2 separate regions of the Homo sapiens genome follow, and region 2 is linked to region 1. A link is a loop called in an ENCODE intact Hi-C map of the cell type or tissue named here. Cell type or tissue: PC-3. All regions are shown on one strand. Each heading gives the region's core, and the rest is flanking DNA. Links, peaks and the distances in the headings are about the cores only.

Evidence for each region. Peaks named below come from ENCODE experiments on the same cell type or tissue, not always from the same donor. Only the 100,000 strongest peaks of a DNase experiment are listed, where the experiment ranks them.
Region 2: it touches region 1 in a loop (4-fold over the local background); 6 of 110 quality-filtered maps call a loop at or near these places.

Annotation. Positions count from the first base shown.
Region 1 is chr3:45,493,891-45,509,468 of GRCh38, forward strand. It overlaps LARS2 (leucyl-tRNA synthetase 2, mitochondrial), which reads left to right. Exons shown (of 22, transcript NM_015340.4): 14 at 2,385-2,483; 15 at 6,552-6,689. It overlaps LARS2-AS1 (LARS2 antisense RNA 1), which reads right to left. Exons shown (of 4, transcript NR_048543.1): 1 at 15,467-15,578; 2 at 13,022-13,092; 3 at 1,354-1,610. Among named protein-coding and RNA genes, the nearest start is that of LARS2-AS1, 7.9 kb to the right of the region's middle. RefSeq lists an enhancer at 14,034-14,900. In PC-3, for the core only: a CTCF peak has its summit at 5,853 (motif pointing left); no DNase peak of the experiment used is centred there.
Region 2 is chr3:45,392,502-45,408,079 of GRCh38, forward strand. LARS2 (leucyl-tRNA synthetase 2, mitochondrial) reads left to right here. Exons shown (of 22, transcript NM_015340.4): 3 at 1,932-2,186; 4 at 7,744-7,872. The coding sequence starts at 1,953. Among named protein-coding and RNA genes, the nearest start is that of LARS2, 12 kb to the left of the region's middle. RefSeq lists an enhancer at 296-1,495. In PC-3, for the core only: no CTCF peak of the experiment used is centred there; no DNase peak of the experiment used is centred there; H3K4me3 peaks cover 809 bases; H3K27ac peaks cover 1,296 bases.

The DNA of each region.
Region 1 (15,578 bases), core at 1,517-9,516:
TGAGCCCGCATTTTCTCCCTCACTTGGACCTCACTTGCACAAGGTAAGTGAGGAAGATGAAGTAATCTTTATTTTCTAATTATTTCCCAAAGTAGTGTCTGTGTTCTGGTTGATTGCTCTCCAAATAAAAAGACCTGGCTTCAATTTAGAGGCGCACTGTTGAGATCAGCTTCTTAGAGCAGCCCTGGGTGGTAGGAAGCTGGGTTCCCCGAGGGCTCTCTCTGAAAAGCTTCTACTCTTAGAGACCACCACTGTTCTCATTGGGAGGTCCCCTGATTAAAATGCAGGGGGTCCCAAAGCCCTGCCAGATCTAGGGCGCCCATGCTCTCTGCTCAGCCACTGCATTTAACCAGCTGACGAGGGAGCTGGAGGACTATGTGGGGGACTGGCCATTTCCTTGGGTAATATTTGTAAAGCTGGTATGAACTACTTCACAAATGGAAGACAGAAATACAACCCTTCTTTTATTCTTAAATTAAAAATACACTCAAGCCCATACATGCTAAATTAGCAGAAGATTTATCAGTTCCTCTTGGGATTCCTCATCCCTTCTCCCCAAATTCTCCAATAACACCCAAAGACTTACACTGCCCAAAGCGCAATATTTGGAGGGGCGATGAGCTTCACATCCATGCCTTAGAAGGGAGAGCCTGCTATGGCTTCCCACTGCCACAGAAGGCCCTGTTGATAGCTGGTCCTACCCATCAGACAGAAGGTGCTGGTTCTCTGCTGATCCAGGCCTTGAGGAGTCTCCAAGGCAGCTAATCCCCGTCCTGTGCTAGGCTTGACTAAGGGCACCTTCTTTTGAGTTCCTAGGTAGTGTGGCTTTTGGCACCTGGTTCCTTCAGTCCCACAGGCCCACAACTCTAGGAATGTTCTTAAGAATGAGTGTAGCAGCTGGGCATGATGGCTCATGCCTGTGATCCCAGCACTTTGGGAGGCTGAGGCAGGCGGATCACTTGAGGTCAAGAGTTCGAGACCAGCCTGGCCAACATGGTGAAACCCTATCTCTACTAAAAATACAAAAATTAGCCGGGCATCATGGCATGCACCTGTAATCCCAGTTACTCAGGAGGCTGAGGCAGGAGAATTGCTTGAGCCTAGGAGGCAGAGGTTGCAGTGAGCTGAGATCGAGCCACTGCACTCCAGCCCAGGTGACAGAGCCAGACTCCATCTCAAAATAAAAATAATGAGTGTAACACTTGGGCCCTTGTGAGACCTTGGTCCTGCTGGACATGTCTGTCCCTAGGACAGGGATTCCTTTTTCTATGCAACCCTTCACATATCAAGGATCTCACTTTATTCTCTGTCTTGAACACCAGGGCTTTCTTCACTCTTCCATAAGGAACCTACCTTTAGGCAGTGGTCTCATGGTAGATATGTAATTAGCTTTGGAGGGGGGTCCTGATTTCTAGCATTTGCCAATTTCCGTGATGTACATACTCCCATCAGGGCCAGTTTCAAGCTACCAACTTGCCATCTTTTGTCACAGTGTTGTGAAGAGATGCCCCAATTGATTCTTACAGGCTGGCATGAGCTGGAGCAACCATTGCCTTTGGGGCTTCCAAGTTGGTTTGTCTTCCTCGAGTCATCCTGGTAGATTTCTGCACCTGTCACCCCAGAACAGAAGTAGAAGAAAAATCCAAGTTGATTTTCCACACATCTCCCTATATTTGGTTCTCATTTGTCTTCATGCATTGATTGGCTTCATAAGCATCATAAAGTAGGCATTGGCGAAGGCAATCTTGACATGCCTGGAACAGAAGTTAAGGCACAAAAGAGATACCTAATCCTGTCTTGTCCTTTTGGATGGTGAGGCTTTCTACCAGGTTAAATTCAGAGAAGTGGAAAATAAGGCTTTTAATTGTTGAAAATTGAAACTTTTATTTGTAAATAAATTTCTTTAAAACATCGCATACTATACAATATAAAAAGAGAGCTTTCCCTGAATTGTCTTTTCATATGTGGCTTTATTCTTTTTTTTTTTTGAGACAGAGTCTTGCTATGTCACCAGGGTGGAGTGCAATGGCACGATCTTGGCTCACTGCAACCTCCACCTCCCGGGTTCAAGCCATTCTCCTACCTCAGCCTCCCAAGTAGCTGGGACTACAGGCACACGCCACGACGCCCAGCTAATTGTTCGTATTTTTAGTAGAGATGGGGTTTCACCATGTTGGCCAGTATGGTCTCGATCTTTTGACCTCGTGATCCACCCACCTCAGCCTCCCAAAGTGCTGGGATTACAAGCGTGAGCCACCACACCCAGCCTGTGGCTTTATTCTTATGACATTTTAAATTCATACTTATAGCTCTCTCAAAAGCTGATGGAAAACTGCATTAAAATTTAAAAAGAAACCAATTGATGAATTTCATTTCTTTCTTAGGTGCAAGGGAGCAGCCAAGAGAGAGACAGACACGATGGATACCTTTGTTGATTCTGCTTGGTACTACTTCAGATACACTGACCCTCATAATCCACACAGGTAAAACGTCCCTGCTGATGTCTTTGAGCATTTGTCAGTGTGGCTCCTCCTAGAAGCAAAGACCAAGATGGAATTAGACATGCAAGAGATTTCTTGGGGGGAAATGCCTGTGCAGATTAAAGGGGAGAAGAGGAGGAGTGGGCAGAGAGTGCTCTTAGACCACGATGGAGCTGTGACAGGTGTGAAAGGAGAAGGGAAAGGAAGGAGGATCAGGTGGAGGAGCCTCAGCCCACAGCACAACTCTGAGAAAGCCTCGACCTGGCCAGTGGGAAGGCCCAAGCAAAGCTTGTCCATTAGAGTCTTACAGTCAGGCTAAAATGGCTCTGCTCCAGCCCCTCCCTCTACTCTCCTGGGAGCAGCCTGGGAGAGCAACATGGGCTGGCAGGAACACACCAGAGTGGGTCCACAGATGCAGCAGCTGGAAGCTGTCAGTCAACTGTGCACCTCGGAACAGGCTCTCTTAAAGGGAGAGTGCTACATCATTAAGTTAGATTATTCACAGCCAAGTAAATCCCAAGTACAACACAAATACAAAACGGAAAAAGAAGGAAATGCTACTGTGATACCCTCCTTGCAGTGAACTGCATTTGTATGATTGTAAAGATGTAATGTTATTTATTTAACTGAAAAGAATAATGTAACTCTACAGAGAAGGTAGCAGGTAGGGAGGGTGAGACCGCTAAGAAGCCTCACCTCTTACTACATAGTAGATCATTTCCTAAATTGATAAATCAATAAAGAGTATAAACATGTTTTTTTTTTTCAATAATTGCTGGGAGAAACAACCAAAAGAATTAAAAGTGGCTAAGAGACAGGCCTGAGGCAAGGAAAGAATTGGGGCTGGAGACCACTGTTTTTCATTGTAAATCTTTCAGTACCATTTTGATTTTTAAGCTGTATTCATGTGTTTATTTGAACCCCGCCCCCCCCAAAAAAAGAAACAAATTAAGGAAAAGAGAGCAGTAGGTAGCCTTATAAAGAGAGAGAATGAGAACCGAAAGAAACTCTTCCAGAGCCCAGGAAAAAACACAGCATTGTGCTTAAAAGGGCCTTGCCTAATTGCTCTTGTCCATGGCAGAAACATTCTGGAACCCTGTTGCCTACATATAAAATATGCCTCCCTATTCTTCGTGGTTCTAAAATAATATCTTTCTAGTGAGACAGATACTCCTGCCCTCACCCTGCCAGAATTTCAACCTGCAGTGTTGTGATTCTGTAATTTGAGTTCATATCAGATATAAGGGGGATCCTTGTCAGGCATGGTGGCTCACGCCTGTAATTCCAGCGCTTTGGGAGGCCGAGGCAGGCTGATCACCTGAGGTCAGGAGTTGGAGACCAGCCTGACTAACATGGCAAAACCCCAACTCTACCAAAAATACAAAAATTAGCTGGACACGGTGGCACGCACCTGTAATCCCAGCTACTCAGGAGTCTGAGACAGGAGAATCGCTTGAACCCGGGAGGCAGAGGTTGCAGTGAGCTGAGCTCGTGCCACTGCACTCCAGCCTGGGCAACAAAGTGAGACTTCCTCTCAAAAAAAAAAAAAGAAAAAAAAGAAATGAGGGGGATCCTGAGTGAAAGACACCCTGCAAAGGCAGGAAGGGTGCAAGGTGACGACTGTGGCTGGGAACCACCAGCATGGCCTTCTCTGGCCCACAGAGGGGCTCCCCTTCAGGGCCTTCCCTCTATAAGGGGCCATTGGTGCATTTCATGTAGTAACAACTGGCTTAGAATGCAAGTGAGGTCAGGCTCTTTCCTTTCTCAGAGTGCTTCAAAGGAAAGCCTTCACACAGATGAGAGAGACCTCAAGTTACCGTGGCGGGAGAGACATCCTGAGACCGTCACAGCCCCCAGTTTGTGAACAGCAGTGAGCACTTCATTTCCCTCATGACACACTGTAGTTAGCTTCAGCCCCAGCACGAGTTCTTCCTGGGGTGGTTTCCTGAGTGGATCATAAATCTGAGCTGTAGCTACTTTCAACATTTCACTCCTTAATATATCCCAAACTTGTTTTCCGGCCAAATACCATCCTTCACTTTCCTTTCTTTTCTGTCGCCTGGATTGGCAGTTGAATTTCTTTAGGGAACTGTTTTTCACGAAGAAAAAAAGTGTTTTTTAAAAATTTTATCAGAATTCTGGTACAGTGACTGGAGAACACCAAACTATATTAAGATGCAAATATGTGGTGGTAGCCAGGCTCTTTTTTCTAGCCTCAAAGCTGAAGCCAGCCAAGTCTATCCTGGGGAAAAAGGTGGCTTGAGGTGTCAGGGAACCAATTCACAAATATTCGAAGTCCTCCAAAGGCAAAGGTTTGCTTGATTGGCTGACCTCAAGGGACGGCATTACCTTGGCAACACAGAGGTCTGTCGCCAGCCAGTGCTGCCCCTCCCACCGAAGGTCCCAGCCAGAAAATGGAAATGACATTTCCTTTCCTCTCCAGTGTCCTTTAGGACCCAAGAGTATGAGAAAGCCTTTCTATTAGTATCTGTTAGGTGAGAGTTATTGGGCTATTATATGACAAGTCACCTTAAATATGTTGCATCGCATTCAGTAAGCAATATACAGTCTCTAGCTGAGTATATTTTCAGACTGCTTTAAAAAATAAAATCAAATTTCTATTTTAAAATAAACATTTACAGCTGGGGCACAGTGGCTCACATGTGTAATCCCATAACTTGGGGAGGCCGAGGCAGGAAGATGACTTGAGGCCAGGAGTTCAAGACCAGCTGGACTGAACGTAGCAAGACCTCGTCTCCATAAAAAATGTTTTAAAAAAATTAACTGATGGCCAGGTGCAGTGGCTCACACCTGTAGTCCCAGCACTTTGGGAGGCCGAGTTAGGCAGATCACCTGAGGTCAGAAGTTCAAGATCAGCCTGACCAACATGGCAAAACCCCATCTCTACTAAAAATATAAAAATTAGCCTGGTGTGGTGTCAGGCATCTGTAATCCCAGCTACTCAGGAGGCTGAGGCACAAGAATAGCTTGAACCCTGGAGGCGGAGGTTGCAGTGAGCCGAGATCACGCCCCTGCAACCGAGCCTGGGTGACAGAGCGAGACTCCGTCTCAAAAAGAAAATTAAAAAAAAAAAAGAAAAAATTAGCTGGGCAGAGTGGTGTGTGTCTGTAGTCCTAGATACTTGGGAGGTTGAGGCTGGAAGATCGCTTGAGCCCAGGAGTTGGAGGCTGCAGTGAACTATGATTGTGCCACTGCGCTCCAGCGTGGGTGACCAAGCAAGACCCAAACTTTAATAAAGAAAAAAAAATGTTTTTTAATGTGAAAATAAATTAATAAATAAACATTTAGTATCTGCATGTTAATCTTCATTGTAAATACCACATTGCCCTCTATTGGTAGGAACTCTGACATCTCAATTGTGTAATCATAATAATAAAAATTAAAGTGAATCTAGATATTCAAGGTGCATTGTAGCAAGATGCCTTTTTTTGCTGGTATGTTTTCCTTTTGTCCTCATTTTATATGCAAATTGCTTTTGTTGAAATATGTCAGTAATATCTTCTGTAACCATTTTTATAATTTCATAAATTAACACTTACCTGACTTTTTTCTTTTTTATTATATAAGCTTTTCTCATATATATATTTTTGTTTGTTTGTTTGTTTGTTTGTTTGTCTGTTTTGTTTTTGAGACAGAGTCTCACCCTGTTGCCCAGGCTGGAGTGCAATGGCACGATCTTGGCTCACTGCAACCTCTGCCTCCCGGGTTCAAGTGGTTCTCCTGCCTCAGCCTCCTGAGTAGTTGGGATTACAGGTGCCCACCACTACAACTGGCTAATTTTTGTATTTTTAGTAGAGATGGGGTTTCGCCATGTTGGGCAGGCTGGTCTCGAACTCCTGACCTCAGGTGAGCCACCTGCCTCGGCCTCCCAAACTGCTGGGATGACAGGCATGAGCCACCGCGCCCGGCCTTCTCTTATATTTTAAAAAAATCATTGTTATTCCCTGATACGGTTCATTTCAGGGCATATGCATATTACAATAGGCCTGTTTAATTTACACAATTGTGGCAAAGCAGGTTTTTAAAAATGCCTCCATCTCTTTTTTACAGCCCTTTTAACACAGCAGTGGCCGATTACTGGATGCCTGTGGATTTGTACATTGGAGGGAAAGAACATGCCGTCATGCACTTGTTCTATGCAAGATTCTTTAGTCATTTTTGCCATGATCAAAAAATGGTTAAACATAGGTAAGCACTTATACTGCTTTGCAAAATAATTGAGTTCCATGAATAGCAACTTTAAGCAGGTGTCAGTTCTTCTGAAGCAAGGTAAATGCATGTAGTAGAATACTAGTTTTCTAGTATGCTTTAGAGGTTGTCAACCTTAATCATTTGAGGTCCATTTATATTGCGTAGTCAGTTCTGGCATGTGATGTTGCATGCTTGCATAGAACCTAGCCTTCAGTGCTTCTCTGTTTAACTGAGTTAAGTAATTAAGAATTGTACCTGTGAGGCAGAGAGGAGTGGCCCATAGTGTTTTATAGCATCTCATGTGAGGTCATGCTTATCACCCAGTCCTTCCATGTCAGCTCTTGTTCCTAAGCTTGGCTGAATCCCACCTTGATGCATCCCTCTAAAAAATGTATAGAGTGGATTTGAAATAGAGAATCACATTGTAAAAACATCAGTAAATTCTTTTCCTGTTGGCCTATTGTAACCCTTTCCTCATAATGTTCAGAAAAATGTGTGTGTACTTTTCCCCATGAAACGTATCATATATAAAAATTACATATTTAATGTATTTAAAGAATGGTACAACACATTAAATATGGAATTTTTATATATGAACATACATGCCCCACTCCTCAGTTTAAGAAACAGAGTATTTCAGGTACCTTAGAATCCCCAAGGTGCCCCCTCCAATTGTGTATCGCTCTTCTACGCCCACCACCTCGCCCCTAGCTAATACCGATCCCAGATTTTTAATTCCTCACTTTCTTGCTTTTCTTTATAAATGTATCGTTTCTGCATGTATTTTTAAACTATATATTGTCTGGTTTTCCTGTGTTTGAACTTTACATAGGTAGAATTATATTTCAGGTATTCTGTCTTGCTTTCCTCACTCAACAGTTTTTTGAGATTCAGCAGTGCTGACGGATGAAGTTATATTTCATTCCTGTTTCACTGCTGCGTGATATTCCATTATATGGAATGAAACTTCCAAAATAGAACTCAGTTTATGTATCATACCACCATTAATGGTGGTTGGACTGTTTTGTGCAATTATGAACAAAACTGCTATGAACCTTCTTGCACGTGGTTCCTGACATATGCGTCACCATTTCTTTAAAATGTGTACCTAAGAGTAGAATTGCTCGATTGTAGGATACGCACGTGTTCAACTGTCTTGAGAAACACCAAACTGTTTTCCATAGTGATTACCTAAGCCTATACTCCCACTAGTAGAAATGAGGGATCCGATCACTCTACGTCGTCATCAACATTTTGTACTATCCAACTTTTAAATTTCACCAAACCAGTGGGTATATAATGGGTCACGTTGTGAGTTAAATTTGAATTTCAAGACACCGATTTTTTTTTAATTTTTTAATTTTTAATTTTTGCAGGTACATAGTAGGTGTATATTTATGGGGTACATGAGATATTTTGGTATGGGCATGCAATGCATAGTAATCACATCATGGAAAGTTGGGTATCCATTCCTTCAAGCATTTATCCTTTGTGTTACAAACAATCCAATTATACTCTTTTAGTTATTTTTAAATGTTTAATTAAGTTATTGTTGACTATAGTTGATTTCTTAATGAAGTTTATCATGTTTCATAGGTTTATGAATCTCTGTGATCAAATCCCTGTTTGTATCCTATGCTTTTATTTTTTCTAGATCGTTTCTCTTTTATTGATTTGTAAGGGGTTCTTTAAATATTCTTGATACTAATCCTTTTTCAGCTATATGTATTGCAAGTAGTTTTTTCTAGTTCTTGGCTTGTCTTGTTTTTATGGCATCTTTTGATGAACAGAAACTCTTAATGTAGTAAAAATTAATAATCTTTCCTTTATGGCTACTGCTTTCGGTGTGTCAGTACTGTTAATGGAATAGTCCATCCTTTTCCCCACTGATCTGTAGTGCCCTCTCCATCATAAATCAAGTTGTCATATATCCCAGGGCTTATTGATAGGATCTTTATTCTGGGACTACAGGCGCCCACCAGCACGCCCAGCTAATTTTTGTATTTTTAGTAGAGATGGAGTTTCACCATGATGGGCAGGCTGGTCTCAAACTTCTGACCTCAAGTAATCCGCCTGCCTCGGCCTCCCGAAGTGCTGGGATTACAGGCATGAGCCACTGTGCCCAGCCAATTTCTTTATAGCTATCTTCCAGTTTCTAATTGTCTCTCTGTCTCTATCTGCTGATTAACCCATTCTTTGAGTTTTTTTATTTTAATTATTCTTCATTTCTAGAAGTTCTAGGTTTTTAAATTTTCCTTTATGATTTTTGTAGTATTTTCATGGTATCTTTTAAGACTTTATTTTCTAAAATAGATTAAACATACTATTTTATATTATCTGATAATTCTTTATCTAATGTCATTATGGGTCTGTTTAGTCATTTGTTGTTTCTGCTGTTCTCACTCATGATGCCTAGTTCTTTGGGGGATGGGGTGCAAGGGGTGTTTTAACTGACCTTATATTTCTTGAACCCTTTTTTTTTTGTAGGAACTCTTTGGAACCTCTCTGCTAGAGGTGATTTTGTGTTAGCTTCTCCCTGTTGCCTGGAGATGCTACCAATCCAAGATCACTTTAAACTGAATTTTCTGCTTGAGGTTTTTAGGACCATATAGGTAATACGAATACAGTCCCAAACCCACATGAGGGTCAACTTCTGTCTACAGATTCTCAGGAGAAATACTTTTCTTTCCTCCTATACATCACCATGGTCAAGATAGGCAAGTTTCCTTGTTTGTCTCTTCTAACCACAGGTTTATTTCTAGTTCATTGATGATTTCTGGTTCAGTGACGATTCCTGCCTTGTTTGAGATCTTCTTCTAGACTCCCAAGGTTGCTTAGGCTTTAGGTTTGGTGTCCCATCTTTTGTGTACCATGCCATGCACAAACATTTATGATCACAGGGGTTCTATAGCTATGCCCAGGGTGGAAGCTGGCTTCAGTAACTGTGTTTTCCTAAGTTGGGTTTGGTTTGGTTTTGCCAGCTCAAATGTATTTTATACTCCAACTGACTTTTTCACTTGTTTTTCATCAGGACAATAATTCAGGCTCTCTTGTCTGCTGTATTACCAGAAGCATAATTGCTGGATTTTTTTTTTCAGTTGTTGTTATGTTGTTTTTCTGTTTGTTTGTTTACTACAACATCCTTTAGAATATTTTTTAATTACAGAGAAGGAAAGGGGGGAAATATCTGATTATTTCCCTATCCAGATAACCCATGTTGACAATTTAAAAAAAAGTAATACATGTCTAAACCATTTTGTAACTACACAGAAAGTGAACATTGTTGTCTCCCTCCCTGCACGCCACTCTTTAGCCCTTTCCTCGACTTTTAGGTTTCTTTTTATTTCTGCCAGGAAAATATTTTGCCTATCCCCACGTGTGTTTTTATTGATATAGTCATTTTAAATGTTGCTTATATTGCATACATGTCCTTTGCTTCTTTGACCTAATAATGTAGCTTGGTGGTCTTTCCATATCAGCACAAACAGATATCACATTCTTTTTAATGTAGGCATAGTATTCCCTCATATGGATATACCATAATTTATGTAAGCGGTCACCTATTCTTCCAATTACTATTTTTTTTTAAGTCCAGTGATCCTCTTTATTATACGCTTAGCAAATAATTGGGAGCATATATGTAGGCTCAAGTCCTAACACTGGGGAATTCTGGGTCAAAAAATATGTGTCTTTAAAATTTTGATAGATAGAAAAATATTACTTTTAAAACTTTTGAAATGCAGACAGAAACCCATTTTCATTACAATGAAGCACATTGAAAGCTCCTTCCCTTCACTTAACCCTCGGACCAGATGGCCGACTCTGCACATGCATGCATGGATTAAAAGAAGTCTACTGTACAGAAAATTAATTTAGGGTCTAAATTAAATGCTTAAAATAAATTTATTCTCATCAGCCCCAGAGACCTTCATGTATGAAAATAAACTGGTCTGCATCAGAAGGACACTAAAAACATTAACAGCATTACTCCTCACATAAACAAATTTGTTAAAGTGTTTGTACTTTAGGTTCTAGAATTTGCCAGTTCTGCTTTGCATTTCTTATGTCTGGAAACTAATTTACCTAACTAGATAAAGATTGTCATTGATAATGGGAATTGTGTCCTGTTACTGTCATGGTCTCACAGATACTACACATTTTTAGTGTTTTTTTTGTTTTGTTTTGTTTGTTTTTTTTTTTAAGAAATTGAGTTTAGGTTGGATGTGATGGCTCACACCTGTAATCCCAGCACTTTGGGAGGCCAAGGCGGGTGGATTGCTTGAGGTCAGGAGTTCGAGACCAGCCTGGCCAACATGGTGAAACCCCATCTCTACTAAAAATACAAGAATTAGCCGAGCATGGTGGCATGCGCCTGTAGCCCCCAGCTACTAGGGAGGCTGAGGCACGAGAATTGCTTGAACCTGGGAGGCGGAGGCTGCAGTGAGCCAAGATCGTGCCACTGCACTCCAGCTTGGGTGACAGAACAAGACTCTGTCTAAAAATTAAAAAAAAAAGCAAAGAAAAGAAAAAGAAATTGAGTTTAATCCCTTGAAACAAACAGATAAAAGTTTATATTCTTCAGAGGAAATGTTCTCCAGTTCATGCAGTTGTGCACACCTATGTTCTTAGCTACTCCAGAAGCTGAGATTGAGGCTGAGGCGGGAAGATTACTTGAGCCCAGGAGCTTGATTCCAGCCTGGGCAACATAGGAATACCCTGTTTCTAAAACAAAACAAGAAACAAAGGAAATATCCTCCATGGGCTAGAGAGAATTGATTCAAACTTAAGTTAAAAACCAAATACAACTTGAGAAACATCTCAGGCCAGGCGTGGTGGTTCATGCTTATAATCCCAGCACTTTGGGAGACCAAGGTGGAAGGATCACTTTAGGCCATGAGTTTGAGACCAGCCTAGGCAACGTAGTGAGACTCCATCTGTTAAAAAAAAAAAAAAAATTAATGAGCCAGGTGTGGTGGTGCACACTTGTAGTCCCAGCTACTTGGGAGTCTGAGGCAGCAGAATTACTTGAGTCCAGGAGTTCAAGGCTGCAGTGAGCCATGATTGCCACTGCACGCTAGCCTATGCAACAAAGTAAGACACTGCCTACAAAAAAAAGTTGGGGGAATAGCTCCTTCTTATGTAGGTCTGGAAACAAAGACCATATGTAAGTGATTTCTAGCTCCTTAACAGTAGAGCATATTTCTGCCAGTTTCTGAATGATTTTTTATGGAAGTATTCAATCAGTAAATTATTCAATGGCCAAGTATCCTAAGGTATAGGACAGGGTCTGACTATTTTTATGACTTATTTACAATAGTTTAAGACTATATTCAAGCAGGAAAAAGGGTTTGCTGCATGCTGATGTAATTTTAAAATGCAGTTTCAAATATGACTTTGTTTTCACTCAAATGCATTGCCAATTTGCAGATCCTCCAGGTAACACTTGGATTTTGCTTTACCATCAACATTAAGGAACAACTATATGGTGTAAATTGAAATAGACCTATGGAGTTTTGTTTTTTTGAATCTGTTTTTAAATTCTGTTCAAGATTCCGTTCCATGCTTTCCTCCTCCAAAAGAGACTTATTTTAATTACTGAAAAGGCTGACCTTTGAGGAAGGTACAGAAAGTCATCTTAACTGTTACTCAGTGCTGCTGTCAGCATTACTCTTGTTGGATCACATCAGGGCAGCAACAGCCTCTGAAAACTCTCCCGGTGCATTACCTCTTTCTTAGAGGTGTATTGGTAAACCAGTCAGCCACACATGAAATGAAAATCACCCACTTTCTGAGATGAGTAATTTGGAATTCTACAGTCAGAATTTTTGAGAGCCTCCAAACAACTTTATCAAGCTGGGCTGGGAGGAAAAATTGAGACCTGTCAACCACATGTGTATTTCTGAAATCTGTATAAATCAGGATTTCCTAGTCTAGTTCTGTATTCCTTTTGATTAGCATTGTAATTTCAGGAGGCTATTTGAGATGATAGTACAGCTATTCCATTTTAGTTTAACATTTCTGAGCCCCTCAGCCCTTGTCTCAAGTAGCAGCTGTGAAACAGGAATCCAAAGACCTCTGTCCATGTTCAGTGGTGCCCCTGATTAGCTGTGTGGACAAGAAGCTGAACTCCTTTGGGTCTCAGTGGCCTCATATGTTAGGAACTCAGTTATCTCTGAGCACTCTTTTCACTCTGATTCTAATTTCTTCAAATACAGACAGCAAAGGTTTATGTATATCTAATCATCTTTCCTGTTTTGTAAGAGTTGTGGACATTTTTTTTCATCACCTGCACAGTTAGGCTTGCAGTTTGTACTTTAAGGTCTCCTTACCTTACGTAAGAGGCTGGCCTCCAAGTTAAGTGTGCCACCACACAGGACAGCAGGTGCCTTAGTTGTGTGATCTGAAATACCAAGTTAATGATTAACCGGGAATTAATGTAAGCAGGAAACCCACAAAAGAAGATATCCAAATGATTAATAAACATTTTATCACACTATAAAATAATAAACATCTTACACTGTAAAATGTTTCCGTCCCAGCACGATGGCTCACACCTGTAATCCCAACACTTTGGGATTGCAAGACAGGAAGATCATTTGAGTGCAGGGGTTCGAGACCAGCCTGGGCAACACAGCAAGACCCCATTTCTATGATTTTAAAAAAAAAAATTTCCCTCACTGGCAAATATAAATTATTCAGCAGTGAGATGCCATCTTCCATGTAGTAAGGAAGCTAGCATAAGAGCAGCTCTCATATATTGCAGGAAGTAGCTTGGAACAATCTTTCTGAAAAGCAGTTTGGCAATACATAGTGAGAGCCTTAAAACTATTCATTTTTGGGTGCACTAATTGCACTGCTAAAAATCTATCCTAAGGAAATAATCAGAAATGCAAACTTATGCACCAAGATGTTCATGTAAGTGTTATTTCAAGTAGCTAAAAATTTGGATACAATCTAAATGCCCCAAAATGCTGAGACAGGGTAAATAAAGTATAATCCATCTACGTGGAGCACACTTATACAACACTTTCAATTAAATTACAAAGAATGTTTAATAACATGGAGAAATTCATCTGAAGTAATGAGAAATAGAAAAAGCAAGATACAGCTTGGTTATCTTTGTCTTTATATATACAAGCACATATATACACATACTCAAAGCAAGAGAAAAGACTTGAAAAACTCATGCCAACATGTTAACACTAGCTATCTCTGGGTGGTGAGCCCAATATACTTCTGATTTTTTCCAGATTTTTTACAATGATTGTGTAACTTTATCATTTACAGTATGGTATATATTCCAAAGAAGGAAAATATGCTGAGCCTCCTGCTGTGGTTGTGGGTGTGGGGTAGGATCAGCTTTCAGCTTCCCTCCTTCCGGTGGTTAGCACCAGGTTGAAAGAGAGGGGGCACATTAGAGCGTGGGAACATGTCATGGCCCATCTTCACTGAATGAGATCAGGAAGCCTTTTCTCTCCCTTTGTGGGAGACCGCTGTAAACATGGAATCTTGTCACTTTTTGTTGTAGCTCTGTAATGCAACTTAGACACTAAATTCCCCAAACTGAATTTCTCCCTTCAGTTTGGAATCAACAGAAAGTGGTGGCTGTCAGAAGCAAGCAGCTGCTCAGGGAGCTCCCATGAGAAGGGCAGGCCGCCTGCTGACCGTGGAGAGCACAGCAAGCCCCTATCCACAGAGCTTTCTTCTCTGTTACTCTGATCATGCCAGAAACGGGGCTACTGGGAAAAGGAACAGGAAGGGAAGAGAAGCTTTACTTGGGTCCTGCTGTATTAGTAAACCCTCCTTCTGCGCCACTAACTGGCTGCTAGGAAATGGGAATGGTGATATTTCAAGAATGAGCCATGGCTAATACTTAGAAACTAGGCTAATTATGTGACATGATGGCCCTGGGCACAGAACAAGGAAGAAGAGGAAGGTAAACTTAGTCTGATTTAATGAAAAGTCCAATTTGGAGACCATTTTCAGAGATCTATGGCCTTCAAAGATCTGCAGCCTGGCAGGCCACTCTCGCACCAGGTCAGGGGAGTGGGCAGCAGGCTCTCTGGGGCTTCATGAATAGGTAAATGTCATCTGCAGCAAGAAGGTGGGGCTCTGATACATCCTGATATTCTTTGCTCATACTGTAATTAGCACATTCCTTGTATATAGTGATTTTTTTAAGAGCACTTAACATGGCCAATCAATCAATGTTCTGAATTTCCTTGTTTATCCTAATAATTAGCAACTCCCTTCCTTCCCTCCCTTCCTCCCTCTCCTCCCTCCCTACCTTTCCTCCCCTCTTTCCCTGCCTCCCTCCCTTCCTTCTTTCCTTCTTCCAAGTGGGACAAATGTGGCCTTCAATGCCCAGCAGCTATCAGTTGTTGCAATTTCTGAGTTAGTGCAGTCTAAACTAATGAAGAAATTGTGAAGATCTCCCCCCAGTTTTCATCACTGTGCTTACATATAGCTGTGCTTCAGTGCAAGCAAGCATGATCTACCTCCAGGGATGTACCGAAGGAGTAGGAAGAAAGCTGACTCAGAAATCCAGGGCCTTCTTCAAGGCAGAGGCCCTGCCTAATACTCCCGCGTTTGATGGTCCCTGAGTCAGAACGGTTTGTTAGTGGTTTAGAGTTGCAGATTTTCCACTCACTTATAAAGGCCCCTGCTGTGCACAGTCACTATGATGAATGAATAACTCAGTTGCATACGCAAGTCTGTTCCCAAGTACCATCTGTTGAGTGAATGAATGAGTGAACAAAAGGGAAACACATTACCCCAATTGTGAATCTGAATAATGAACTTGGCAATGTGATGTGATCTCTGCTCCAGCAGGCCTGGGTTCCAAGTCCAGCAGGGCCCTTGATGTCCTTTGTCCTTCATTCCTGT
Region 2 (15,578 bases), core at 1,185-9,184, 100 kb before region 1:
CCAGATTGGTCTCGAACTCCTGACCTCAGGTGATCCGCCTGCCTCAGCCTCCCAGAATGCTGGTGTTACAGACGTGAACCATTGCCCGTGGCCTAAGAGAGATTTTTTTTTTTAAGTCTGCACTTTATTCTATCCCTGAAGAAGCAAGAGGTGTTTAATGTAGTGAGAACTGATAATGTCAATGACTTTGGCAGACCAACTTGTAAGATGCCCACATTATGTTGCTGTCTTATGTGAGTTTGAAACTCACTGTTATAAGCCTATATTGACCTTCCTGGCAACATTTGTGTTCTAGTACCTTTGTGAAACAGGCCAAATCCTGATAGAAGTGGAATTTTGAGAGAATCAAAGAACATCAGCTTAGAGTGCCGGGTTTCTTTATTTCTCTCTGGTTTTGAAAAGATCTGTTGTCATCTGTTTTTTCACTGTAGCACTTCTTGAATGCTGTTATGCCAGAAGGAGAAAGTTTAGGCTATTTAGTCTAGTATTTATATCTTAAATATTTGATAAAAATCTCACCTCAACCCTTTGAATAGCAATAAAACATGAAACTTCTTCAGTGAGGTCATTTCCAGTATTTACCTGTGGAAGAAGCCAACGAAACATTAAAATTGGATTTTGAATCACAACTGGATATCCTGGTAGGCCCCAACCTATGAGTTGTATTTCAAAAAATAGCACTCACCGTGACCACATGTTATATATTTTTGTTTCTCATCTGCCTCCCTTATTGTTTGTTTCTTATCTGCTTCCCTGCTAGTATGTAATAAGTGCTACGAAAGAAGGGACTCTGGGCCAGGTGTGGTGGCTCACGCCTATAATCCTAGCACTTTGGGAGGCCAAGGTGGGTGGATCATGAGGTCAGCAGTTCGACACCAACCTGGCCAACATGGTGAAACCCCATCTCCACTAAAAATACGAAAATTAGCCGGGCATGTTGGTGCATGCCTATAATCCCAGCTACTCAGGAGGCTGAGGCAGGAGAATTGCTTGAACCCAGGAGGTGGAGGTTGCAGTGAGCCAAGATCATGCCATTGCACTTCAGCCTGGGCAATAGAGCGAGACTCTGTCTCAAAAAAGAAAAAAAAACAGAGAAAGAAAGAAGGGACTCTGTTTGTGTTTACTGCTATATTCCCAGTACTTAGAACAACGTGTGGGCCTAGTGGTAGTCATTAAATATTTGGTGGTGGCTCACGCCTGTAATCCCAGCACTTTGGTAGGCTAAGGCAGGTAGATCGCTTGAGCCCAGGAGTCAGAGGTTACACTGAGGTATGATTATGCCACTGCACTCCAGCCTGAGTGAAAGAGCAGGACCCTGTCTCTAAAAAGTAAGTAAATAAATAAATAAATATTTGGTAAATGAAGGAGAAACTAAATGAATTAACAGTCTTCTAAATAATGGTTATTTTCTGGTTCAGCCTACAGGGTATATTTAACTCATAATATGTATAAAAATTACTAATAGTAGTTCAGAATTTCTGGCCCTCCTGGGAGGCCTGTATTTAGACCCCTTCTGATATTTGAGCCTAACGCCAACTCAGCATGTGCTTGAGCTCTTCTGAGGCTTGAAGACATAAGAAGTGAAGCCTGCTGGAGAGTCCCTGGGCTGGCCCATGGGGAGGGGAGGGAGGGCACTCCATGCCTTCCATGCAACTTGTGAGGTTGCGCAGGAGCTGGCCAGCTGATGGTCTCCATTTTTTCCTACAGGATTTTTGCATCTTTGATGTTAGGGGTTACTGACCCTTTATATTTTCTATTAAAAAGTTTGTGTTTAGCTCAATTGAATTGCTAAAGTATTCTTTTCAGGGAAAGAAATTATTAAAAGTAAGAGGAAAGCACAGGGCCAGAACACTGGACTGTGCCAAATGGAAAGATAAGCTCTGGGGAGGGTTTGAGGCAGCTCATAGTGTGCTTTCTGCCCTCTTTTTCAGGGCCTTCTCACCTTCTGAAGAATGGCTTCTGTTTGGCAGAGATTGGGTTTTTATGCCTCTCTTCTGAAAAGACAGCTAAATGGTGGGCCAGATGTCATCAAGTGGGAAAGGAGAGTAATTCCCGGATGTACCAGAAGCATCTACAGTGCCACGGGAAAGTGGACAAAAGAGTATACATTGCAGACAAGAAAGGATGTTGAGAAATGGTGGCATCAACGAATAAAAGAACAGGCCTCCAAAATTTCAGAAGCTGATGTGAGTATTCTGAGAGATTCTAAGAGGGTAGAGAAGAGGGGTTGAAGGTTTGGACCCTGGGGTTAGACTACCTGGTTCAAATAAGATATTAAATATGTGACCTTGAACCAAATTGTTGAATTTCTCTGTGCTTCAATTCTCTTATCTGAGATGGAGAGTGATCATAATAGTGCCCACCTGCACTATTGGGAGGGGTAAATGGATTGGGAGGCATAAATGAGGTGATACAAAGGTAGTGTTTACAAGAGTTTCCAATGTGGTGGATGCACACATAGTAATATTGCGCACGAGGTGTATGACAGACAGCAGCAAACCAGGTGTTCTAGAGCAACATTTACTGGGGAAGCTCATCAAAATAGGAGCTCTACCAGATGATGGGTCCTTTGTGGTCCATTGCATGGTGGGGCAGCACACAGGGATCTGGCAGGGTCATATCTGAGACTCCAGGAGAGGCACCTGGGCTCCTCGCTGGCTACATGTTCTGAGAAGTAACTGCCCCTTCCCTGGCAATCGTAGCCTCCAACTCTGTTCTGCTGCCTTAGCATCATGGTTTGGGGCACACCAGCCCTTTCACTGTTGTGAACTGGGGTAGGGTCTAACCTTGAGGTAGCAGCTACATGAGTTAGTGGACCCTTGGCTTCTGCACCAGGTACACCAGCTCGGCACTCTACCTGAATTAATGGTGGAAGCATAATACTTGGCTGCAGCCAGTTTCCACAGAGTGCTCTCTGTTCCTTTTCTGGGAGGCCAGCTTGCTGGGAATCAGTCTGGAACGTGTTAACCCTTACCTCTTGATACTGGTCAAAATGACAGCTGGGAGATGTGATTGTTACATGAAATGTTTGAATCTGATTGGAGTTTTAAATTCTGATCATCTCTTTGTAGTAGTTATAGTCAAATAATACAAACCCTCTATGTTTAATAAAGAGATTAGGCCCAAGGCAAGCAGCTGAATAAGTACAGCTGCACAAGACCACACCTCTCTAGACTTGCCTTTTCCCCATCTCCTGATTCGGTCAACACATTCATTCTTTCTGTGAGATTGGTGGTTATGAAAAATGAGTAAGGGGAGGAGAGCTATTTGTGTTAAACTGAAAGATGATTTTGGGCAATGGTTAGAAAGAAAAATTGCTATTGAAAAAGATGTAGTGTGTAACAAGTAAAATGAAATGAAAAAAAGGGAAGGTTTGAATGTAATACATAATTTTACAATGAAAGCTTGACTTCTACCTTGTTAGGAAGTGAAAAGCCCTTGTGTCAACATCATCAGACTAATGTAACTTAATAGATTTTGAAAACAAACTCTTAAGGAGCAGTTTAATTCTGAGTGAGGACAGTAAAATTAGCTTTTTTTTCCCTTTTGGTTTAGATAATCATTTATTGACTTCCAAATGTTTTGATGTTGTAGCTTACTGATTTTGTGACATCTCATTCTTCTTAAGCATACAGTTTTTTAAAATATCAAATGGATCAAAATAAATTGTTTTAGCAATTGGGGAGATAGCATAAGGGGCATTGTGTGTGATCCCCTGGCAGCCCCCTATCAGGGTTTGAATCAAGGAATGGCAAAGCAGAGTGAGCACTCAGTGAGTGAGCCAGAGCCTGGGCTGCAATGCTGGCTCTGCCCCAGGAAACCTGTGTGATCCAGGCCACATCATTTAATGTTTTGGATTCTGGGCTCCTTGCATTGTTTATCTCACAGAATTGTTTTGAAAATCAAATGAGAAAATGTGTGACAAAATGCATTTTACAAACTGAAGTGGTACATAAATAAAAGATACACAAAGATCAGAACGTGGTGTGTCTATCAGGACCTGAGACTATGACGGAATGCTCATGGATTTTGAAGCATTTATAATCGATCTCACTCTGGTATCAGATTCACTTGAAATCCACTCACATAAGTTTTTTGAAATGGAATGTCTTGAAATCACCATATTTATCATTTAAAAAATAATTTGCATTTAATGAGCATTTAACCATGTGCCAGGCACTGTCTTTCAATTGATTATCTCATTTAATCCTGAAACAACCCAGCGGGTAGGTATTATTATCCTCATTTTTGGAGTAAGAAAACTGAGGCTCAGAAAAAGGTTTAGGTAATTTGCCAAGACATGGCAGAGCCAGGATTCAAAATCAAATGTGTGTTTGATTCCTGAGCTCATGCTTTTCCACACAGAAACCTTCTTTTGTCTCACCTTTGATTTACAGTTAGCAAACTGATCCCAGAAGGCAAAAGAATTTGCCCAAGGCCTCACAGCTAGTGACAAAGCTAGGACCAGAACTGGGGCTCCGGATTCCTATTGAGGTGCTCCTTTTACTCTGTCACCCTCTAGGCTCAGCCACAGCTTCAGAGCGTGATCTATAAAGAGGCAGAAGTCATCTTTCTTCTAAAGTCAGAAGCTGACAAAAATAATAGGACCCACTTATAAAAGCCATCCTTTCCCTATCATTTAAATCTTAATCTCTTTTAAAGGCTTAAATTCTTATACTTTTATATAATTATGAAAATTTCCCTTTCAATCAGATTCTTGCTCAATTATAACAGAAACTCCCATCATTCCTTCTCTCTTTTCCACCCCCAGATGATAGAACTCATTTCATTGTCACAGAGGAAAATGACTTAATTCATGCAGAAAAGCAAAAGGCAGGGACAGGCAATAAGCTGAATACCTTTTCTGTAATAAACAGAAATCTTCATGAATATTAAAGACTTTAGAAAACAATACTTTTCTATGTATCTTTTATGAACTCAGATTTGGATTTTGGCTTAGCTAGTATATAATTATTCATTTGATTTTGCTATTAATTTAATCTTTATTGAACAAATGTAAAACAAGAGATGCTAGTAAAGAAATTACAGGTGGAAAATGTTTGGGGCAAGATTGGTAAATTAAATACATAACAAACATTAGTATAATAAAAATAATTTTATGTAAAAACTTTCAAATGAAAAACTAGAAACAGCTTAGATCAAGGATTTTACTGTTTTCCTAGCTCCCAAAGAACTCTTAACAGCTATTTTCCCATATTCCTAAAAATTTCTGAAGAATAAGCCATAAGCCTAATTCATTGTAAGGAGTAAGGCATGAATTGAGTGGATAGTTTTCTTCTGATTCTGCACTAAGTAAAAGAATGGGGTCTTGTACCTCCTTGGACGACTTGCTCATAAGCTGAGAAGGTTATCTGCCACTCACTTTCTTAAGGACAGTTATTAAGTTCCTGAGTTCCCACCAACCCCTGAATCTCAGGTCCTCTCTCAGATTTCTGTGGTTTTCCTAAGAGTTATAAATCTGCAGTTTCTAATTAAAGTGTCTGACCAATGTGTTGCTTTCCATCCTGTTTGTATAAATCCATTGTAGTTGTCATTTCAGCAGTTCCAGATGATTTTCTAATTTGTGTATGATCCAGATTTCTTAATTGTTCTCTTTTTCCCATCTCTTCCTTCAGGCAGCTTAACACTCCTTGGTAATTTCTAGAGGATGGGCAGCACAAAGAAAAGTTCTACTCTAGTTTTTGTGGGTTTCTTTTTGCCACGTGCTAATGGTTCCGTTAAAGGTTTGTTTAACTTCTTTGCTGAAAGAAGTTTACGAACTCCTTGGCAAGAATCTGATTTCTGGTTTCTTCTGCTCTACTGATTATATTTGGTTTATGTGTATTATCAGTCATGCGAACATTCAGCAAACAATATTTAAAAACCCCATCCCACATATGTACATAAAAGAAGGGTTATGAATATTCTGTTTCGTGTTTGTTTGCATTACTTCAGGGGAAGCAAATTCTTAAAGAACTGGAGTAAAGTTCTAGCAAGGGAATAAGGCCAGGAAGAAAAAACAGAAGGCAGAAATAAATAAAAGCAGAAGTTCTGACCCTTAGTGACGAAACAGAATCAGTTACCCAGTTACCTGTTGCTCTTCCTTTCTCTCCAGCCCCTCCACCCTTGACCCTGTCATGAGATGATTTAAACTTGGGTGTGGGGAACCCTCCTATTACTTGGGTAGGATTTGTGAAGTTTGCTGGGTAAAAAGTGCTCCATAGGGGCCAGTTATCAGGCTTTTGGAGCACAAAGGCCAACGAACATTTATCCAACATTTTATGAAACTCCTGCTGGCACTGGGGGCAGACGTGGAGAAAGAGGTGACTAAAGCACAGTTCTTGCCCTTGAACAGTAGGTCCCCCCATGAACAGTAGGTCCCCCCAGTAGGAGTTAATTCAAGGACTACCATCTTTGTTTGCCTTATCCATTCATGTGCACACTCATGACGACATTCATCATTTTACCAGGGGAAGAATTAAGATGCCAGAAGTCAGTGATCCAATAAGGACTCATTGGCCTGTGTTCCTTCTGTTCAGATACATGTACAGTTGTCTATGTTTCTCATGATGAAGCTGCTTCTTTGGAAGCTGGAGAGTTATATAACCCTGGTCTGAGGCTGCTTATTTATCATCCCTGGAGAACAACAACCTTCTCCCTTTTTAAAAGGATCTTCTCATTACCTTCCCATTTCAACATTTTTGTTGAAAGATAGGCTCTCAATACAATGGGGAAACTCAGGACCCAAATTGGTACTTTAGGATCCTGTTATTACTGCTAAACCTACGTCAGAATGCAGCTATAGAGAATTTAGGAAGAGACTCCATTTTTAGAGATGTTACATCTATGTGATTCAACTATTGCTTCTTTGAATTATATGGATATATGTATGTTAGAGCTTCCTTCGGAAAAACAAACAGTTCTTTAAGGACCTAGATAGAAGCTGTCTTAAAAGAGAAGTGTTTTTTTGTTTTGTTTTGTTTTGTTTTGTTTTTTTAATGGAGTAGCCATTCTTTTATCCCTTTACTTTCCTAATAATCTTGCTTTCGCTTTCTTCTACAGACTGGCGCTGAATTCTTTCTTGCGTGAGATCCAAGAACCCTCTCTTCGGGTCTGCATTGGGACCGCTTTTCTTTCTTTCTTTTTTTTTTCCATAGGTTTTTGGGGTACAGGTGGTATTTGGTTACATGAGTAAGTTATTTAGTGGTGATTTGTGAGATTTTGGTGCACCCCTCACCCGAGCAGTATAGGCTGTACTCTATTTGTAGTCTTTTATCCTTCACCCCCCTTTCCACCCTTCCCCCAAAGTCCCCAAAGTCCATTGTATCATTCTTATGCCTCATAGCTTAGCTCCCACATATCAGTGAGAACATAAGATGTTTGGTTTTCCATTCCTGAGTTACTTCATTTAGAATAATAGTCTCCAATCTCACCCAGGTCACTGCAAATACTGTTAATTCATTCCTTTCAAAAAATAAGTTTTTAAAAGAGAAAAAAAAAAGATATATGGGTACTTAACACTTAGAGGTTGTTTGGCATTATTTTGGACATTCTTTAGCTTAAACCAGGGCTTTGAATTTTGCTTTTTGACATTTTAATTGATTTACATTCTGGGAACACTCTTTTTAAAAGGAAACTTTTAAAATGTTAAATTATTACTTTGTGTAAAATGCCAAAATATTATGTATACATGCAGAGTTCCCAGAAAATGCTTAATAAATACTCATTGTCGTTCTTTCCTAGAAATCGAAGCCAAAATTTTACGTGCTTTCCATGTTCCCTTATCCTTCTGGTAAGCTGCACATGGGCCATGTGCGTGTCTACACCATCAGCGACACCATAGCACGGTTCCAGAAGATGAGAGGGATGCAGGTAAGAACAGGTGCCTGCTGGAGCAGCCCTTGTCTGCCACACGCAGGGTTGGCATGTAGTAATATGTGTTCAAGACAAATGAAGAAAACCAACTTTAGTTAAGATTAGGACAGCTTTGAAGATGGACATGAAAAGCTCAGTGTTTCCTTTTATGGATTAGATGATATTATAATAAAGCATCTAGGTTAATTGGGGGGCAGCCATGAGTTGGGTGTTGTGCTGGGGTGGAGATCAGATGGGAATGGGGTGAAAGGTAGATACAAATGTGGATAACACTGATAATCTTCCCAGGAGATACTCACCCATGAGTAGAGAATCATTGTATATAACGAACTGAGGTCAACAGTACAAATACACATCAGTGCTATGAGTGGCAGGTGAGACTGCAAGATATTTCTTTCTGTTCTATTTGATATTTTCCATATTCTTTGAGCATGTATTTCTTTTCTTTTTTTTTTGAGGCGGAGTCTTGCTCTGTCGCCCAGGCTGGAGTGCAGTGACGCAGTCTCGGCTCACTGCAACCTCCCCCTCCCGGGTTCACGCCATTCTCCTGCCTCAGCCTCCCGAGTAGCTGGGACTACAGGTGCCCACCACCACGCCTGGCTAATTTTTTGTATTTTTAGTAGAGACGGTTTCACTGTGTTAGCCAGGATGGTCTTGATTTCCTGGCCTCGTGATCCGCCCACCTTGGCCTCCCAAAGTGCTGTGATTACAGGTGTGAGCCACCATGCCCGGCAGAGCATGTATTTATTTTCTAATGGAAAAAAATAATTTTTTTAAGAAAAGATATTTGGGGAGTAACAACTCTGGGGAGTTGGGGAAAGTGCCACTAAAGAAGGAACATCTGGTCTGGGCACCTGGCTCATGCCTGTAATTCCAGTGCTTTGGGAGGCCCAGGCAGGAGGATTACTTGAGCCCAGGAGTTCGAGACCAGCCTGAGCAATGTAGCAAAACCCTGTCTCCACAAAAAATACAAAAAATTAGCTCAGTGTGGTGGCACACACCTGTAGTCCCAGCTACTCAGGAGGCTGAGGTGGGAGAATCACATGAACCTGGGAGGTCAAGGCTGCAGTGAGTTGTAATTGTGTCACTACACTCCAGCCTGGGCAACAGAGTGAGACACTATCTTAAAAAAAAAAGAATCTGATATGGGCCTTGAAGAATGAGGTGAAATTTATTGTGAGAGAGGAGGACAAACGCCCTTCCTTGGCTGATGTGGGCCATTCCTCTTTACCCCCCGCCTGCTTTTTAAAAAAATTTTTTTGAGACAGGGTCTCATTTTGTCACCCCGGCTGGAGTGCTGTGGTTGCAATCACAGTTCATTGCAGCCTCGACCTCCCAGGCTCAACTTCCGACTCTGTCTCCCAAGTAGCTGGGACTATAGGTGTGTGCCACCACGCTCAGCTAATTTTTTGTAATTTTTGTAGAGACAGGGTTTCACCATGTTGTTCAGGCATGTCTTGAACCCCTGGGCTCAAGCAATCCACCCACCTCAGCCTCCCAAGGTGCTAGGATTATAGATATGAGCTACCGCACCTAGCCCAGAGCCTAATCTTTACTAGCAATCTTTAGCAACACATCATCTTTAAGATGGGTGTTGGATAATCATAATATCTTCTTTATCCACCTACGAAATATGGCAGTATTCAAGAAGGGCTGAGAGCATGGCCCATTGAACCAAACTGCCAGGATTCAAATTCCAGCTCTTAATACTTACAAGCTGTGTGGCCTTTGAGTAGTTAATTAATTAACCTCTTCAACACCTTGTTTTCTCTCATCTATAAAATAGGGATAAAATAGTACCTGCCCCATTGGCCTGTTAAAAGGATTCAAAGAGGATGACTATGAAGCACTTAGATACCTAACACACAGTATGTAACCAATAAGTATTAGCAATTGCCAGCAGTGGACAGGAACCTGCACACACCAGCACCTGAGAGCCAACTATGTATATCTCTGCCCAATGTTGTGTTTATTAGTCACCTTGGCAGCTTGAAATCTGCCATTGAGGGAGTATTTACGTCATGGTAATCAGCAAACCTACAAATCATGGCCTTTTCCTCCAGAGAGCCAATTGTTAATTAAACATTTACTGGAACCCCAGTGGCCATTGCTACTATGAACCTGTCAGGGCCTATACAAATGATATCTGCTGCCTCTCAGTTCTTTCTATTTTATTTTAGCAAGGTAAGTACATCCATTGTCATAACTGGTTTGAAATTTTATGCTGAGCTGACATTGGCTGCAAGAAGTATTCCTAAAAGAGGGTCACGTTGTAATGTCTTTGTCACTTGAAGAGTTAAATAACTTTATACTACCAAATTCAGAGATTTGTGTTCCACTTTAAGATGGCTGAGGGTGTTTGTCTCTCTGGTTTTTGTCAGATGTTATTTTTCCCAGATAACTGTTTTTCATTATTTCTGCTATGTTTATTAGAAAGAGGTGGGACAGGCCAGGCATGGTGGCTCATGCCTGTAATCCCAGCACTTTGGGAGGCCGAAGTGGGCAGATCACCTGAGGTCGGGAGGTCAAGACCAGCCTGACCAACATGGAGAAACCCCATCTCTACTAAAAATACAAAATTAGCCAGGCATGGTGGCCCGTGCTTGTAATCTGAGCTACTCGGGAGGCTGAGGCAGGAGAATTGCTTGAACCCGGGAGGCAGAGGTTGCAGTGAGCCAAGATCATGCCATTGCACTCCAGCCTGGGCAACAAGAGCGAAACTCCGTCTCCAAAGACAAAAAAAAAAAAAAAAAAAGAAAGATGTGGGACAGAATGAATTGGCTCTTTGCCTAAAGATAAAGATAAAGACAATTCTTTATCTCACTGTGATAAAGAATCTAGTTGTGATTCTTTAATTAGATTTGTCTAAATTTTTTTTAACTTAGGCCAACTTATTTCGGACAATTAGTGAGTGCAGGCAAATTGCCTACAATTAAGCTTTTTTTTGTTTGTTTTTTGAGGCGGATCTTCGCTCTTGTTGCCCAGGCTGGAGTGCAATGGTGCGATCTCAGCTCACTGCAACCTCTGCCTCCTGGGTTCAAGCAATTCTCCTGCCTCAGCCTTCCAAGTAGCTGAGATTACAGGCACCCACCACCACACTCAGCTAATTTTTGTATTTAATTAGAGACGGGGTTTCACCATGTTGGTCAGGCTGGTCTCGAACTCCTGACCTCAGATGATCCGCCCGCCTTGGGACAGTTAAGCTTTTATAGCAACTGTACATTTATGATAGGGTGCAGGGAAGCCTGTTAGCAAAACAGGTGGTTGAGGGGCTTGTAGGTGGGATTCTAATTTCCTTGGATGGGATGAGATGTTACAGAGGAGGCTCAAGGCAGAGCTCCAGGCCCAAAGGAACTGGTACCCTTGCAGGCAGCTCAGGCCCAAAAGACAAGGAGTCCTCCTACCATATCTGAAGCCTAAGGTCAGGCTAGACCCAGAAATTGAACAACCTAGATTTGAACCTACCACTTTCTAGCCAAGCGACTCTACAGAGTCATTTAATGTCCCTGTATCCCACTTTCTTAATCTTTAACATAGGGATAACAATACTTTATTCCTCACAGGGTTATGAGGATTAGATGAGATAGTGCTTGTATCTGGCACATAATAATCCCATAATAAGTGACAGCTGTAATTATTATTTATACTGATCTTATTCCTCAGAGCTGCTTAGGAAGGTGATTCGTCACCATTTAATAAATGAATCTTGTAATTCATATTATCCATCCTGTGGCTTGATTTGCTTATGGTTGAAACCACTATTTGTTATTTGGTTGATGGTTTCTTAGTCTGTGTGATCAGCAGATACCTAAGGTTGTCTTTTTGTTTCACAGTTTCAGTTGCTGTGTTTAAGATAGCAAGCCCTCTTTTCAGGGTGTTCTCTAGGTTCTCCTGAAATTAATTTCTTATTAATTTTCATAGTTCATATTTAAGTCACAGCATCTCAGATACAACCACCAAATCTGGTGAAAACTTGTCTGGTCATTTTTAAGTGATGTGGGAAAAGAGAAACAAATCTTGGTTTCATTGTCAGTGATGTGAAAGAAAGTCTGTTGAGCTTCCTTGTCATTTTAAAATCTTTCCTGCCCAGTGTCAGGATTGGTCCCTGAGATTGAATAAACTTGGACTCAAGTTTAACGATCCTCACTCTAAGCAGGGAAGGAATATCTAATCTGGGCCTGCCAAACAGGGTCTGCCACATGTATTGATTAATTTAGTCAGTAAGTAATCATTGAGCACCAGCTCTATTCTTGAATGGAGATATATGAAATAGTTCTAAGGCACACTAAGAACAGCATTATCTCTGCCTCCCAGGTTCAAGCAGTTCTCCTGCCTCAGCCTCCCGAGTAGCTGGGATTACAAGTACACGCCACCACACCCGGCTAATTTTTGTAGAGATAGGGTTTCACCATGTTGGCCAGGCTGGTCTAGAACTCCTGATCTCAGGTGATCAGCCTGCCTCGGCCTCTCAAAGTGCTGGGATTACAGGTGTGAGCCACTGTGTCCGGCCAGTCCTTGCTATTTTTCAAAGCCCATTTAAATTCTTACTTCTACCATAAATCCATCCCTCAATTCTCCAGTTCACATTTGTTATGAAATAATTTAGCACTTATAGTCAGAACCACAAACTAGGGAGGTCTATATGTCATCCACATGTTGTTTTATCTGCCCAGTAATATAAGCTTCTCAGTGGCAGGGAAGGTCTTTCTAACTTCTTTTGTGTTAGCATGTCAAGTTTTTTTTTTTTCTTTTTCTTTATACAAGATGGGGTCTCACTATGTTGATCAGGCTGGTCTTGAACTCCTGGCCTCAAGCAATCCTCCCATCTTGGCCTCCCAAAGGGCTAGGATTACAGGCATGAGCCACCACACCCAACCATCATGTCAGGTTTTTAATGGTCAAATGTAACTAACATGTTTTTAGGTCTACAGCCTATAAGACCTAACAACTCCTTTGTTCCTAACAGCCTATAAGATAACAACTCCTTTGTTCCCAAGGAGTTTATAATCTGATAAGCCTCAACTGTTTGTGAGTTGATTGATTCAATGGATGTTTTTAAAAGCATACAACTCCTTTGTTTAAGTCTGGACTAAGTGTTCATTGTGCATATATAGCCCAGAATAATGTTTCTCAAACTTTAGAACTCACATATCTCAGTGACAAAATCCTTGGGCTCAAGTTTGGTAAATATTGAATTAAAAGTTAAACTCTGTCATTCTAGATGATTACTTGACATTTAGATGATTATAAATACAAAGGCAACCCCAGACACCCAATTCATGGGCTAGTTCTTGGTGATCAGGTTCATCAATCAGGAAAAATTAGACCATGCTGCTATAATAAACAATCCCCAAATCTCAGTGGCTTAAAACAACAAAATTTTGTTTCTTGCTTTTGCTACATGCCTAGCAGGAGGGCTCAGTTCAAGGTAGTCAGGACCTCGATGATGGCTGTTCTTACCTCAGTGAGTGCCTCCCCATCTCTGTGGCTGGGAGAAGGGGGTATAGTGAATCCCCACTGGCTCTTAAATCTTCCACTTGGACTCAAGTCACTTCCACTGACATGGCCACATCCAACCTCAAAGAGGGTAAAGAATATTCCCACCATGTGCCAGGATGGTGAGGAGGATCAAAATGTTTGTGAACAGCTCCAATGACCCCCACCTAAGGTGATCTAGTTGACCCAGAATATTCTTATCTTGGGTGATCTTTTTAAAAATTATTGATGTAAAAGTATACATTTAGAAACCATCAGGGAGACTAGCAGACCTCTCAATTGGAGCCTGTGGAATTTGAGAAACATTGCTCAGAACATGAAGTTGTTGCCGTCAAGTTTGGCATCCAACCATTTATGCTCTGTAAAAATTTCTCTGTGTGTCCATGATTCTTAAACTTTAGGGTGTGTAATGATCCCCTGAGGAGTTTGCTAAAAAGGCAGGTTGCGATATAGTCCTGCGTGAGGCTCAGGAATTGGTATTTAAATAAGCATTTCAGGTAGTTCTGATGTAAGTGCTCTCCCAGATTTGGCACTTACATGAATGGGATCGGATGCTCCACAGAGCCAAATGGACATGGTTCTCTAGGTTGGAAAATACATCCCATTGAAATGAGAAGAAAACTAAAGGTCACAAGCAGCTGAGCAGACACACACAGATTAGATGTGGACTGTGTATGTAGAGGGGCAGGTGGTTTGGGGGTGATGAATCAATTAGGAAACGGGGTTAGTCAAAGCGGTGATGGTGTCTGCCCTACCCGCATCATGGATTTGTTGTGAGGTTTGTGTATGTGAGATGATCACTGAGAAAACCCTCTAAAAACAATATGTAATTTTCAAGTGTAACCCAATTAATAGTAGCAATAAAAAGAGAGTCCTGAGGTTTGGATGTTTGAGCAGGGGCCATTTGAAGCCAGAGATAAATTATTCTCTTTCAGTAATCAGAAAAGGCTGTACTGCCAATCGGTTTCTTCTTAAACTCATAGAATGCCTGATGACATATTTAAAACTTAGCTCCATATGGTGATTTTGTTGTGTTTTCATATGTTGTATGCACAGATGGTTGGAAAATAAAATTCCCCACCTCCCACCTCGGCTGGTCTCCCCAGCACCTTCTGGTCCAGAAGCCGGGTGATAAAAGCATCAAGGTGCCAAGTCCCCCTCACAGAGTTGGGCTTGGAATAATTTGTCTCAGGCAAAAAGCCACCAGGCATTGCCCAAGTAGAAGAGTTTTCTGCTTGGGCCTTTTTGCTATTCACTGCGGAGGAGGAAGAAAATTGAGGCTATGTGTCTGGCAGCTGCATAATCATAATATAATTATCCACAAATATCAGGAAGCAAGGGAAGTTCTTAGCAAGTAAACAATAATGTACGTTCCATCAGTTTTCAGTTTGCCAGTCAGTCAACAAGTGTTTATGAAGTGCCCGGAGAGTGCATAGCATGGCATTTAGTTTTCAAATTTGCAAATCTCTGTAGCATCTGAAAGTAGATAGTGAATTTCCAGGGCATATTCTCTCAGATCTCCTTCGAAGGAGAGAACGAACTGCTGGTCCAGTGCCTTGACTGGAAACTGGCAGATTTATCTGCCTGTCACATTCCTCCACATTCCCAGAGGAGGTCTGCTGCTTTGGGCCTAGGTACTGTCATTTGGTTTTTATAATCTGAAGTATTCACTTGATTTTTATCCCCAATCTGTAATAATGGTGAGTTATTACACTTGCTAAACAAAATTAAATATTGTGTTTCTCATTTCTTGGAAATAAGAAGTGTTGAACATACTCCAAAGACACCATGACACTCTGAAAATAGCAGTTTTTGGAGAAGCAGTAACCATGGTTGCTCTCAATTAGAAGCTGAATTGGTTTCAAATATAAAATTTTGTTTTGATGAAAGGGAGAGAAAGCTGGTAATCCCTAGAGAACTGGTTGGCCCTTTCATAGTAACAGTTACGCTGCTTCCCTCTCTACTGGGAAGGCAGATGACCAGCTGCTTGGGCTTCCTTCCCTTCCATCGCCAAACTCTACTCAGTCTTACTTCTTGTGTCGGATGAACAACTATATCTTTGCCTCTTTAAAATAATTCCTTCTTTTAAAAAATATATTTTAAAATTGTACATGAATTCCCATATTCCACCTATAACAAAAAGAAATACAACATAGATAAGTCTGTAGTCCCCTTTGGGCACCCATTTCTACATAAGGCCCCCCCGT